2 separate regions of the Homo sapiens genome follow, and region 2 is linked to region 1. A link is a loop called in an ENCODE intact Hi-C map of the cell type or tissue named here. Cell type or tissue: PC-9. All regions are shown on one strand. Links, peaks and the distances in the headings refer to the core of each region. The heading gives the core; the rest is flanking DNA.

Region 1 (6,370 bases), core at 2,594-5,093:
TGAGAATTTGATGAGATCCTTTCTGATCTCTGATGTCCTATAATGCAGATGCCTTCTCTTGCTTTAAGTTTCCTTTCTTGCAGAGCCTGAGACAAGGATGTCTCAGCTAGTTTATTTGGGATGTGATTCCCAAAGAAGGGAGCATGGGGTAGAGAGGAAGCAGAGGTTACCTCTAAAGTTGGTGGAGCTCGATTCTGTCAGGCCTGGAGTTAGCACACAGAAGGCCTCTCAGAACCATCTGCTGTAGGCCAGGAGCCTAGAGCATTTCTCCATTTGCTTCCATTGCCAATTGGTTGAAGGCTACCTGGGGCAGTTCACTATCTTGCACTTCTGGGCTGCATAGAGTGGGATTATGTGAGACAGCACAAGCTGGGGTTGGGGATGCTGTCACAGCTCACATGAAACTGTCTCCCACAGTTGCAGCTCCAGTCAGAGCAGGGTAGATGGGATGGTCATAGTCACCAGAAGTGAGCAGCTGGCTTTGGAGCTGGACTACCTGGGATCAGGTCCCTAGCTCCATCACTGATTAGCCATGAGATTTTGGGCACATAAACATTACTTTTCTTGTCAGTGTAACAGGGGTAATAATAGTGCTTACCTTATGGAGTGTTGTGATCAGTAAAGATTAGCTATGGTTATCCAACAATGCTCTCCTTGTTTAAACTGTGTGCAAATCTCCCTTTTATCTTTTAAGGTGGGCAAGACTTCTCGGTGTTTCTGTATTTCTCTTCTGTGCCAGCACATGCTCAATGAAGTACCCCTTCCCTTTCCAGTTGCATACTTTAGGGTTTTGCAGCTTAGCTGCCCTTCTGAGGACTCCCCCACATGGTTTCCCTCCTCCTTTTTCATCTCTCTGCTTCTCCACCTCCCTACCCTGTTTGTCCTCAGGGTACAGAGGGGCTGCAGAGTTCAAGCCCTCAGTGTGCCCTCCTGCTGCTGCTGACAACAACCCTGTGGGGCTGGGATCACATTGTACTTCCTTGAAAAACTCACTGCACCCCGCCCTACTTTCTTGCAAGTGCTGATGTAAACATTTCTCTGCCAGAATCTGATAACATTCTAACACTGCCAGTACATAGATTAATGTCAACACTTTTGGTGATGCTCTAAATACAGATAAGCTAAAGTGGTTCAGCTAATGTCAGCATTCAAGGGCCTAAACTTCCCAAACTGACTACAGCTGCTCTAGAGCTTACTTACTACTGCTAGGAAAAAGCGTCATACCTCCCAGCAAACATAGATATTTTTCTTTTTCAGATAGTAAGATACAGGTTGAGTTGAGTATCCCTTATCTGAAATGCTTGAAACCAGAAGTGTTGCAGATTTCAATATTTTTCAGATTTTGGAATATTTGCATTACATTTAGTTGTTCAGCATCCCTAAGTCAAAAAATCTAAAATTGGAAATGCTCCAATGAGCGTCTCTTTTGAGCATCATGTTGGTACTTAAAAAGTTTTGGATTTTAGAGCATTTCAGATTTCAGCTTTCCAGAGTAGGGATACTCAACCTGTAATAATTTTAACCTTGGCTGACAGAATGCTCGGAGCTAAATTGTATGTTCCAACCTAAGAGTTATACTTCACTGATGTTTTCTGATATATCCATCTTTTCCCCTGGATAATTAACTCTTATTTTATTATCCTAATATATAGGTATTTTGTTGTAAGCCATGTGAAATCCTTATAGAAGTAAGCAGTGCGTGAGTAGAAAATGATGCGTGAATTATTAGAGGTGTCATTGCCCCATGAAAATATACAACCTATGTTGGTTATATAGTCGTTCCTGAACACAACATCTTTCAAGGCCAGGATTTCTAAAACTCATTACATGAGTAGTTGGTAGTTTCCATTCTCTTTTGTTTAATATTTCAGAGGATATGTAGTATTTTAGTGAGGAGGTTTTGGGTGCAGGGTACTAAAAACCTAATCCAATGCACAGGTTTGAACATTAGATGGGATTCACTAAGTTTTTGCGACACAAATGCTTGGTGGGCTCCAGGTGTGGTTTGATCAGGGTTCTGGTTCTGTCTTAACTTCTCTTAGTTTCTCTTGCCCTGTGTGGGCTTTGTCTTCAGGCTGGCTTTCCTCGGCAGGGCAGGCCTGCCAGTTGTCTCTGATGAAGACATACTCTCTCTGCAGGAGTTCATCCCTGAACAAAATACCACAGCAAGGGGAGTGGGGGATGCCCTGATTGGGCTAGACTGGTCAGGCCCGGGCTGATGCTGGGATGCACGGGGGAGTCAACCCCACACAAAACCCAGGTGCTTCACAGTGGGGGTGGGGTGGGGTGGCAGACAGGAAGGGAGGTTTATTCTCACTCCATTGACAAGGCTGATGAAAAGAACCACTAGGAGAAGAGCTACTATAAAACTCTGCACATATAATTATTAGGGATGAACAATGCCAGGTTGTGCTTGATGGGCCTTCTAAGTCCTTTTGGAGCCCTCTCACTTTCTGGTAAGCCTTTAGACAAAATCTGCTTTGCGATGCCTCTAGAATGGGGCAGGTGGAAAGCTTCCTGCAATTACATTCCTTTTATATAATGTTTCTCCACCAGAGGTTTGCAGTTTTATAGGATTCACCTGCCAATTGGCAACTGATTTGAGACACGTTAGTGCATCAGCAGAAGTGGGGGACATGCCGAGGGAGCAGCCTGGTGCTTGGCGGAATGTATCCTCTAATCACTTTTCGCCAGAAAGACCCTTAAAGCAATTATACGCTTCTGCAAAGAGAACTGGAAAAGGGTTCTGGATACTTTCTCCTCTTAATTAACCAAAGAATATGCCAATTCTTTTTAGAAAGTAAACTTTTTTCCCTAGTAACTATATTGTCCCATATCTGGTTATAATTTGTGTCTGAAGTAAGTAATTAATAGAGGACTGCCAGAATTTATGAGAATAAGAAACCCCATGAGTTCACGCGTGCACACACACACACTCAGAGGACATTGATATAGTTTGGATACTTGTGCCCTACAAATCTCACGTTGGAATGGCAACCCCAATGTTGGAGGTGGGCCTAGTGGGAGGTGTTTGCATCACAGGGGTGGATCCCTCTTGAGTGGCCTGGTGCCATCCTTGCAGTAATGAGGGAGTTCTTGCTCTACCAATTCGCCCAAGATCTGGTTATTTAAAAGAGCCTGAGACTTCCTTCTCTCTCTTGCTCCCTCTCTCACTACGTGATATACTGGCTCCCCTTCACCTGCTGCCATGATTGGAAGCTTCTGAGGCCCTATGCTTCCTGTATAGGCTGCAGAAGCATGAGCCAAATAAACCCCTGTTCTTTATAAATTACCCAGTTTCAGGTATTCCTTTATTGCAAAGTAAACAGTCTAAGAAAACTGCTGTTTTCTTTACTTGTAATGTGCTTTTCACTGCCTAGCTAAAAGGAGACAATGGCCTCTGTAAAGCACCTTGTCATGGACAAGTGATGCTGGCATATCATTATAATTGTGACCTATGAAATCTTTGCCTATTCTCAGGTTTCAAATATTTTTCTCCTGACAGTTCTATATAGTATACCCTGCTTATCTGCTGGGGACATATTCCAAGACCCCCCAGTGGATACCTGAAACCATGGATACTAAAGAACTGTATATATACTGTGTTGTTTTCCTATATGTATTATTATAAAGTTTAATTTATAAATTATATTATATTATATATAATATTATATTATTATAAAGTTTAATTTATAAATTAGGCACAGGAAGAGATTACAGCAAATTATAATAAAACAGACAATTATAATGATATGCCAGCACCACTATTCTTGCACACTGGGGCCATTACGAACTAAAATAAGGGTTACTTGAACATCAGCACTGTGATGTCACGGCAGTTGATCTGATAACCCAGATGGCTACTAAATGACCCATAGGCAGGTAGCATCTACAGTGTAGATCCACGAGACAAAGGGATGATTCACATCCTAGGAGGGACGGGACAGATGGCCTGAGATTTCATCATGCTACTCAGAACAGCACACAATTTAAAACGTATGAGTTGGCCAGGTGCAGTGGCTCACACCAGTAATCCCAGCACTTTGGGAGGCTGATGTGAGTAGACCACTTGAGCCCGGGAGTTCAAGACCAGCCTGGGCAACATGGCGAACTCCTATCTTTACAAAAAATACAAAAATTAACCAGGCGTGGTGGTGCATGTCTATAGTCCCAGATACTCAGGGGGCTGAGGTTGGAGGATTGCTTGAGCCTGAGAGACCAAGGCTGCAGTGAGCCAAGACTGCGCCATTGCACTCCAGCCTGGGTGACAGAGTGAGATTCTGTCTCAAAAAAATTTTTTTAAAAAGGGATGAATTATTTATTTCTAAAATTTCTCTTTTAGTTTTTTGGATGTGAGTGGATGATGAGCCACATGTCCCTTTGGTTGGCTGAGGGTAACTGAAACCATGGAAAGCAAAACTGTGGTTAAAGGGGGACTACTATAATTTTAGCTGTATTATGTTTAGGTCTATCATCCATATTGAATTAATTTTGTGCATGAGTTGAGATAGGAATTGAGATTCATTTTCTTCCCCATATGGATATCTATTTTTCCAGCATCATTTCTAGAAAAGCGCTTACTTTTCCCATTGGAGCTTCGGTGGCTTTGTCAGTCATTAAGTAACCTTATAGGTGTGAGTCTAGGTCTAGGCTGCCTGTTGTGTTTTATTCATGTATTTGCATAAACTTGCTTTGTGTACATTAGCTTGGCTACTGGAGCCTCAAACTCAGGTTGTGGAAGTCCTCATATTCTGTCTTGTCAGTATTAATTTAGAGATCCTAGGACCTTAGTATTTCCATATAAATGTCAGAATCAATATGTCAGTTTCTCTGAAAACTTGACCTAATTATCAGTCAGATTGCATTGAATCTATAGATCAATCTGAGGAGACTGTATATTATAAAAGCATTGGGTTTTTCAACTTATGAACATGAAATGCCTCTCCATGTATTTAGGTCTTCTAAATTCATAGTTTTCTGCATAGAGTTATTAAATACCTTTTGTTAACCTTATTTCTAAGTATTTAATGTTCTAGATATCATTATAAATAAAATTGGTTTTTAAACTTTTTTTTTGCTGGTAGTAAATCGAAATATAATTGATTTTTTCAGATTGATCTTGTATTCTGTGACCTTGCTATTTTTACATAAATTCCTCAGGATTCTCTTTGCAAACAATGATGTCATTTATACACAAAGGGAGTTTTACTTCTTAATTTTCAATCTTTATGCCTATTATTTCATTTTGTTTTATTTTACTGCCTAGGACCTCCAGTACAATGTTGAACAGAAGTGGTGACAGTAAACATTTTTAGCTTGTTCTTGATAATAAAAGAGGACAATATTTCACCATTATCATAAATGGCAGTTGAACTTAGGGAAATAATGTTTCTGCTTATGAAATGATTACATATTTGTCTTCTCTTTCGTTTTGTTAATATGGTGGATTACATTGACAATTTAATATGTTAAATCAACATTGCACTCTTGTGATACACCTACTTCTTCATGGAATATGAACTTTTGCATGTATTTTTGTATTTGATTTGCTAGTAGTTTGTTTAGGTTCATGAGGGATATTCTGTAGTTTTCTTTTATTGTAATATATTTGCTAGTTTTTTGGTATCAAATTTATATAGGCCTCATAAAAGTGATTCAGACAGTGTTCTCTTCTCTTGTGTTTTAGAAAGAGTTTGTCTATATTTGATGTCATTTCTTTCTCAAATGTTTGACAGAATCAACAAAGAAACTATCTGAGTCTAGAATTTTCTTTGTGTGAAGATTTTTGATAATACGTTCAATTTCTTTACTAAGTATAAGGCTAGTAACATTTTTTCATTGTGTGTTATTTTTATTTTTCAAAGGATTATTCCATTTTATCCAAATTGACAAATTTATTGGCATAAAGTATTCATATATTGCCTTATTATGTTTTAAATGTCTATTGGCTCTATACTGGTGTCCCTGATTTCATTCTTGATATTGCTAATTTGTGTCTTCTTTTTTCCTTTCTTCGTCCAGGTAGAGGTATATAGTTTTTATTCGTATTTTTAAAGAACCATATTTTGGCTCTGTTATTTGTCTGTTGTTTGTCTGCTTTCTCTTTCATTAGTTTTGGCTTTATTTTCTCATGCCTTAGCATTTCTTATAATGTAGATCTGCCAGCAATGAACTCAGGTAGTTTTTATTTGCCTGAAAATATTTTTCTTACTTTCATTCTTGGAGAATATTTTGTTTGGATATCAAATTCTAGGTTGACAGTGTTCCCCCTACCCCCGCACTTTAACTGTGTGGTTCCATTATTTTCTGGCCTATGTTTATCTGATGAAAAGTTGGCCATCATTTATATTCTTATTCCCTTCTACGCAAT
Region 2 (6,370 bases), core at 2,132-4,631, 180 kb after region 1:
AGGTCAGGATATGCTTGTTCCATCTCATCCAGAACTGGAACCAAGGGGAGGATTTTAGCAGGTGGAGAGGAGGCAAAAGGGCATTTCCAGGAGAACAGCAGCACTAGGCAAAGCACAAAGCTGAGAACATAGGACAGGCTCTGGGGGCAAGAATAGTTCATCTGGCTGGGTCCTGAGTGCGCAAGGAGAGCAGCAGGTGAGAAATCTGACAGAAGGGCTTGGCCTTAGCATGGGGCCTCAGGAAAGGAGAGTGGGCTTTGCTGGACAGCGTCCCCGGGAGTCACGGAGAGGATCCAAGCTGAGAAGTAGCTATGGCAGAGCTGTACTACGGGGCCTACACGTTGTCCCTCCACCTGGAACTCTTTGTTCTGCTCTTCCCCCAGCCAACTCTTTCTCATCCTTCAGGTTTCAGTGTAAGTCTCTTTCCTCAGGGAAGCCTACCTGACCTCTCACCACCTGCTCAGCTCAGACCGTGGCTCCCATAGAATACTAGATTTTTCCTTCGTGGTCCTTATCATGTTGTCAATTGTTTACTTAGTCATTTGCAATGATTTGTTTCACATCCATTTTCCCTGCCAGCCTGTGAGCATATTTCTTGTTTATTGCTAAGGGCATTTGATCAGCAAACTTGCAGGAAGAATGTGCTCTCTGCCCACCAGGGCATTAGGTGCCAACATTCCCAAGGACGAAGTATGTGACCTTTCCCCATGTTGTTAGCTTGTTGCCTGCACAGACCCTACATCCCAGTGTTCCTGGTCTAGCTGACAGGGGTTGTGTGTGGAGTGGAGGGAGAAGGGGCGGGTGGCAGAAAGACTGGGTCAGAATCCACTATAGTAGGCAAAGGAGTTGCCGGCCATGCTGTAACCAGGGCCTGAGGGGTGAGGCTACACTCAAGAGTGAAGCAAACACCACCCAGACTTTTTTGAGATCCTGGATATTGGGGAGCCCCAAAACAGGACCTTCTGACATTTGCCCACCTCCTGCAGGCTGCAGCGAGCCAGGCTGCCCAGTCTTCCTCTGGCAACTCAGAGGTACCATCACACTGGTGAGAGGAAGGGAACTGAGTGCCTCTTGAGCCAGGACAGAGCTGGGGCTTCAAGTTACTATTTCCAACGCTATTAGCACATGTGATGAGGGCCTAGGGGGTGCAAGGCTCACTCTGGGGTCACTGACTTGGGGATATGGCAGGGCCAGGACAGGGACTCCAGGTCTGTCTGCTTTGAAGCCCCGCTGAACTCCAGCAGGCCCCATGCCCCTCAGGAACCACCTTGGGGAGGGGGATCTGAATTCAGGGGCCACCTCAGCCAGCTCCTTCATCATCCTCTGTCTTCCACACCTGGAGCTCGTTTATGCCAGGGCCTTGGAAGAAGATAATGCAGGATGAGGACACAGCGTGCAAACCACCCGGCTGTGTCCCACACAGCCTCCTCCTGCCTCTTCACCTGTCTTGCATCCGCCTACAAGTCTAGTCGGTTCTGTTTGGTTTTTGCCTGATAGACCTTCAATGTCTGGCAATGTCTGTCAGTAATTACAGCCCACAATTCCCTAGCAAATTTATTTAGGAATGAATTATTTCACAGACTTCAATAACAGTAAATTGCTTATTCCTAGTGGGTTCTGAGGCATTCAGAGATGGGCTATACAAAGCCATGCTGATCCTCACTGTGGGAACCCTAGGTTCTTTCCAAGCGTCCCCCATCCTCTCCCACTCATCAGGAGCTATGGGCCTCCGTCAGGGTGTGGCCCCCAGCTGGCCAGGCCACAGACTGACCAAATCCTGTTGGATCATTTCAGCTGGAGATTCTTGAGGGGAAAATGTGTGATTTAATGGAAAACTATGAATTGTTTAGATCACACCCTGTAGGGGTATCTCACTGTGTGCTGTTTTACAAATCTATAAGTTGTAAATGACTGACAGCAAACAAAATAAGTCTTGCCTATGGACATGCAAATAAATTCTCTCTGGTGAAGGGATGACCCTGCCAATGTGGAGAAACCAGTTTGGGATCCACTTGTAAGTTCATTTTAATATTCCTGATATATAAATGTGTCTATTCTTTGGATTCTCCCTTGAACATGTTGAAACATCCTATAGGTTTCTGCCAGGCAAGTTGTCAGAGCCCTGGCAGTGGAGAGTGATTGGCTCACATATGGGAAAAGAATGTACCGACAGCAGAATAGGTTTGAAGAGGAAAGTTTTATTAAACAGAAAGAACACTGCAGCAGAGTATAGCAGGGCGCTTCAGCTAGACAAGACTGAGCGTGCCAAGGTGGATTTTCCTTAGGGGTATTTATGGACCTTAAAGTGGGAGCTTAAGGGTAATTTGGACCATATTAGCCATGTAGGTAATTTGGTGCCTTGATGTCGGCAAGTGTTGCACAATGAGTTTCAACATACATGCATTCCGGAGATGCATTAGAAATCCTAGTTACTTATACATGTTTTAGAAAGAAGCCTGGTGTCAGATTATGGCTTTAGAAAATAGGAAAGTCTAATTACTTCTGAGTTCCTTAAATAAAGAGTTTTGCCTCCAGATGGTCTGCTTGATGGACACCAGGTGACTTTGCTATCCTCACTTTCCTCACTAATAATGAGTTGAATAAAGTCTTTAACAATATTGATTTTATAACTGCCTTAGAATCATAATTTTACTTTTTGTTGAAAAGTATCCTTTAACACAAACTTAAGCAACCCCAGAGTTTCTGATGCATTGAGTCTGGGGTGGAGCCCAAGAACATGATGTCTAACAAGCCCATGGCTCAGGCTTTGAGGACTCTGTGTCATCTGAGGGTGTTCTTGAGGGTGGCAAGGGCTCTGCTGTGACAGGACATTGTCCTGGGTTAATGGGGTGTCTAACCCCCGGGACCCACAGAGTGTCTCCCAGATGCTGAAAGAAACTCTGTTCTGCAGCCAATGGAGGGGCTGGAGATGGGAGAATTGGGATCACAGAGCCAATGTCCCTTCCCCAATGCCCAGTGTGCAAGTTGGCCCAGGCTGTGTGCTTTCAAGCCATGCAACTATTGCTGATGAACTTAAGGCTGGGCCTTTCTGAGGTGGACATGAAGCCCAGGAAGGGTAGGTGAGCTGGGGCTGCAGCCTCATCACTTTCCCTGGACACCCTTGCTCTTTAACTCAGCAAGTGTGCAGCTCCAAGCAGCCCTCCCTTGAGCAAAGGGACATGTCATGTCACAGACTGGTTTTCGTGACTCTGCAGGACCTGGGACCCTCTGCAAGTGACAGAGAGGTGTCGCTGGGGGACTCTAATCCTGAAATTGCCTTTGCAAAAATTTTAACAGTGAGAAAACTATGACAGTGAAGGAGATGTGATCTAACCAACTTCTATCTTGCCTTTAACCTTCAAAGAGCCCTGAGTCATTTCTAGGCATAGGCCAAGCTAACTTTGGGAGACATTTATAGTTTAAATGATAATAGCCCTTCCCCAAAACTAAACCTAAAGCTAATGAAAGGCCACCAGATTAGGAGGATGTGAGGATCCTGAATTCTTCTAAGGTGTAGACATTAGCCATTGCAGCCATTATTCCGGAGGTCACAAGATTTGCAACTCCCACAATTACTCCCGCAGATAACATCACTATTGTAGAACGTAAGATTGGCTTTTTGATATGTCTTTTCAGGTTTTTGCATCTCTGACCCCCACTGACTCCCACCAAGCTGGTCCTGTGGCCCTATCCAGAAATGGTCTTCCTGGGCCACCAAACTATTTTTTAAAAACCCTAGCCTTGGAGTTTTCAAGGAGATCTATTTGATTAATAACTCTATGTCCCATGTGGTGTGGACAACCTCGTGTCTATTAAACTCTTTCTTTATTGCAATGCTGTGGTCTCAGTGAATGGGTTTTTTCTGTGCAGTGGGCAGGAAGAACCCATTGGATGGTTACAATTCCACCAGCAGCCTTCACCACCACCACCCTCCTTCCACAGCTCCGGACCCAGAGGCCAGGGTGGCCCTAGCAATGCCCTGTCTTAGGTAGGGCTAAACCAGCCCTCGCATGCTGCCAGAAGGCCGGGGTCTTTTAGATTTTTCATGGCCAGACCGTTTGTTGTCTTGGGCCCCCTCTGAGGGAAACTCCTAGGCCCATGAACTGAGATTTTGATACAGGAGCTAGAAAGAAATTATTTAGGCAGATAGTAAGGGCAACAGAGTCCTCAGCAAGCCTTCCCTTTTAACAAAAAGCAGCCCTAAAATAATTTATTTTCTTTTTTCTTTTTTTGAGACGAGTCTTATTCTGTTGCCCAGGCTGGAGTGCAATGGTACAACCTTGGCTCACTGCAACCTCCACCTCTGCCTCCCAGGTTCAAGTGATTCTCAGGCCTCAGCCTCCCGAGTAGCTGGGATTACAGGCGTGCACCACCATGCCCGGCTGATTTTTGTATTTTTAGTAGAGACGGGGTTTTGCCACGTTGGCCAGTCTGGTTTCGAACTGCTGACCTCAAGCCATCCACCCACCTCAGCTTCCCAAAATGCTGGGATTACAGACGTGAGCCACCACACCTGGCCAATAATTTCTTTTCTAGCAAAAAGCAGCCAGAAAAATTGAGCTGCAGACATAGATAACCATGCAGGAGTGAATGCTGCAGTTGTGCCAATAGAAAAGGGCTACCTGGAAGCCAGGTATGTTCAACATAGAGGCACCATTTTCCCTTTTGTTTGTCACCACGTGTACAGTAAGGAAGCAGGCAACATGGCACCAGATGCAGAGAACCCACCTGCATAACAAAAGATTCGGGGGGGTGGCCAGATTTTTGCATGCTATGCAAATAGAACACCTGGTCTGACCAATCTTTCATGCCCTATGTAAATCAGACACCACCTCCTCAAGCTCATCTATAAAACTTGCTGCATTGCATCATGGAACCAGCAACTCATTTCTCCAAGACCCCTCTCTCTGCAGCAGAGAGAGCTCTTCTCTTTCTTTCACCTGTTACACTTCCACTCCGAACCTCACTCTGTGTGTCTGCTTCACACTGCCCCTTTGTCTTTATTTCTGCTGGGATTGTAGGGGCAGAAACCTTATGTGACCCCATCATAATGTTACAGTAGGTAGACAGGCATGAGTGGGGCAGGAGAGGGCTCTTCCCCCACCCACTAGGAATGTCAGGTGATAATTAAGCAATTATCACATTGCCTCTCTAAAAGTGATAAATTGGCGGCTGGTGCCAGGGAGGGGCCATTTCCTGATGGTCCACACCTGTTGCACTCAAATGTTCATTGAATGCAGATGCTGGGGAGAAGCAACTTCCTGGGCATGTGCATTAAGAGACAAAATGGCAGAGTATGACCTTCCAGGGGCACTTCACCAGAAAAGGGAAGAAAGCCTCAGATAGGCATGTGTACAACTTCCCAAACACACTGTGCGTGCTCACCTCCCAAGCATAAGGGGGACACTGCACATGCAGGCAACCCACCCTAAGGGAAGAATCATGGGAAAGGGGCCAGCCTATAAAGTCCTAGGAGCAAGGTTAAACACCACAATTGTTCTTCAAGTCGCCAGCTTGGGACTCTCCCAAGCATACCCTCTTTTCTGCTGTAAAGCTATTTAATAAACTTCCACTCCTGCTCTGAAACTCGCCTCTGTCTTTCTGCCTTATGCCCGTCAGTCAAATTCTTTCTTCTGCGGAGGCAAGAATTGAAGTTGCTGCAGACGTGTGTGGATTCACTGCCAGTAACTCAGATACCTTCCACCACTAACAATACGGGTCACTGCCAACCCTCCTATAGCAAAAGACAGGTTAACAAGAAAAAAACAACAAATCTATGTAATCAAATTCTTATGTGACATGGAAGCTTTCGGAAATGAAGACGCAAACACCCAGTGCAAACCGTCTGTCTGTATGCTTAGATTTGAGGAAGAATGGACAATTGTATGAAATGTGGTTGGACAAAGGGTATGATCTAATGGTAATGTCAGAGGTGTTGCAACCAGAGTGACTCCATCTTGAATAGGGGCCAGGTAAAATAAGGGTGAGACCTGCTGGGCCGCATTCCCAGAAGGTCAGGCATTCTTAATCACAGGATGAGAATAACCCACCCCTTGTTTAGCATATAATCAAGAAATAAATATAAAAATATTCAGTCAAGCAGCCTGTGCCGCTGCTCTGCCTATGGAGTAGCCATTCTTTTGCTTTTTTACTTCTCTAAAAAACTTGCTTTCACTTTAGGGATTTGCCCCAAACTCTTTCTTGCCTGAGATCCAAGGACCTTCTTTTGGGGTCTGGATTGGGACCCCTTTCTGGTAACAATAATAGGCAGAATGGGGAACCCCGTAGGCCTGTGTGTTCAGATTCTTAGCCTCTCTGTGCAGCCTTTTTATGAGAAATAAAAATAAAATTCTAAGCCCCCAAATGACTG

The links. A loop is a pair of places that touch in the nucleus more often than their neighbours do. Peaks named below come from ENCODE experiments on the same cell type or tissue, not always from the same donor. Only the 100,000 strongest peaks of a DNase experiment are listed, where the experiment ranks them.
Region 2: it touches region 1 in a loop (4-fold over the local background); 19 of 110 quality-filtered maps call a loop at or near these places.

The regions. Positions count from the first base shown.
Region 1 is chr18:35,931,788-35,938,157 of GRCh38, reverse strand. MIR3929 (microRNA 3929) reads left to right here and starts at 4,016; the gene lies at 4,016-4,070. In PC-9, for the core only: no CTCF peak of the experiment used is centred there; a DNase peak (open chromatin) is centred at 3,937; H3K27ac peaks cover 580 bases.
Region 2 is chr18:35,749,482-35,755,851 of GRCh38, reverse strand. No RefSeq gene overlaps it. Among named protein-coding and RNA genes, the nearest start is that of MIR187, 150 kb to the left of the region's middle. In PC-9, for the core only: no CTCF peak of the experiment used is centred there; no DNase peak of the experiment used is centred there.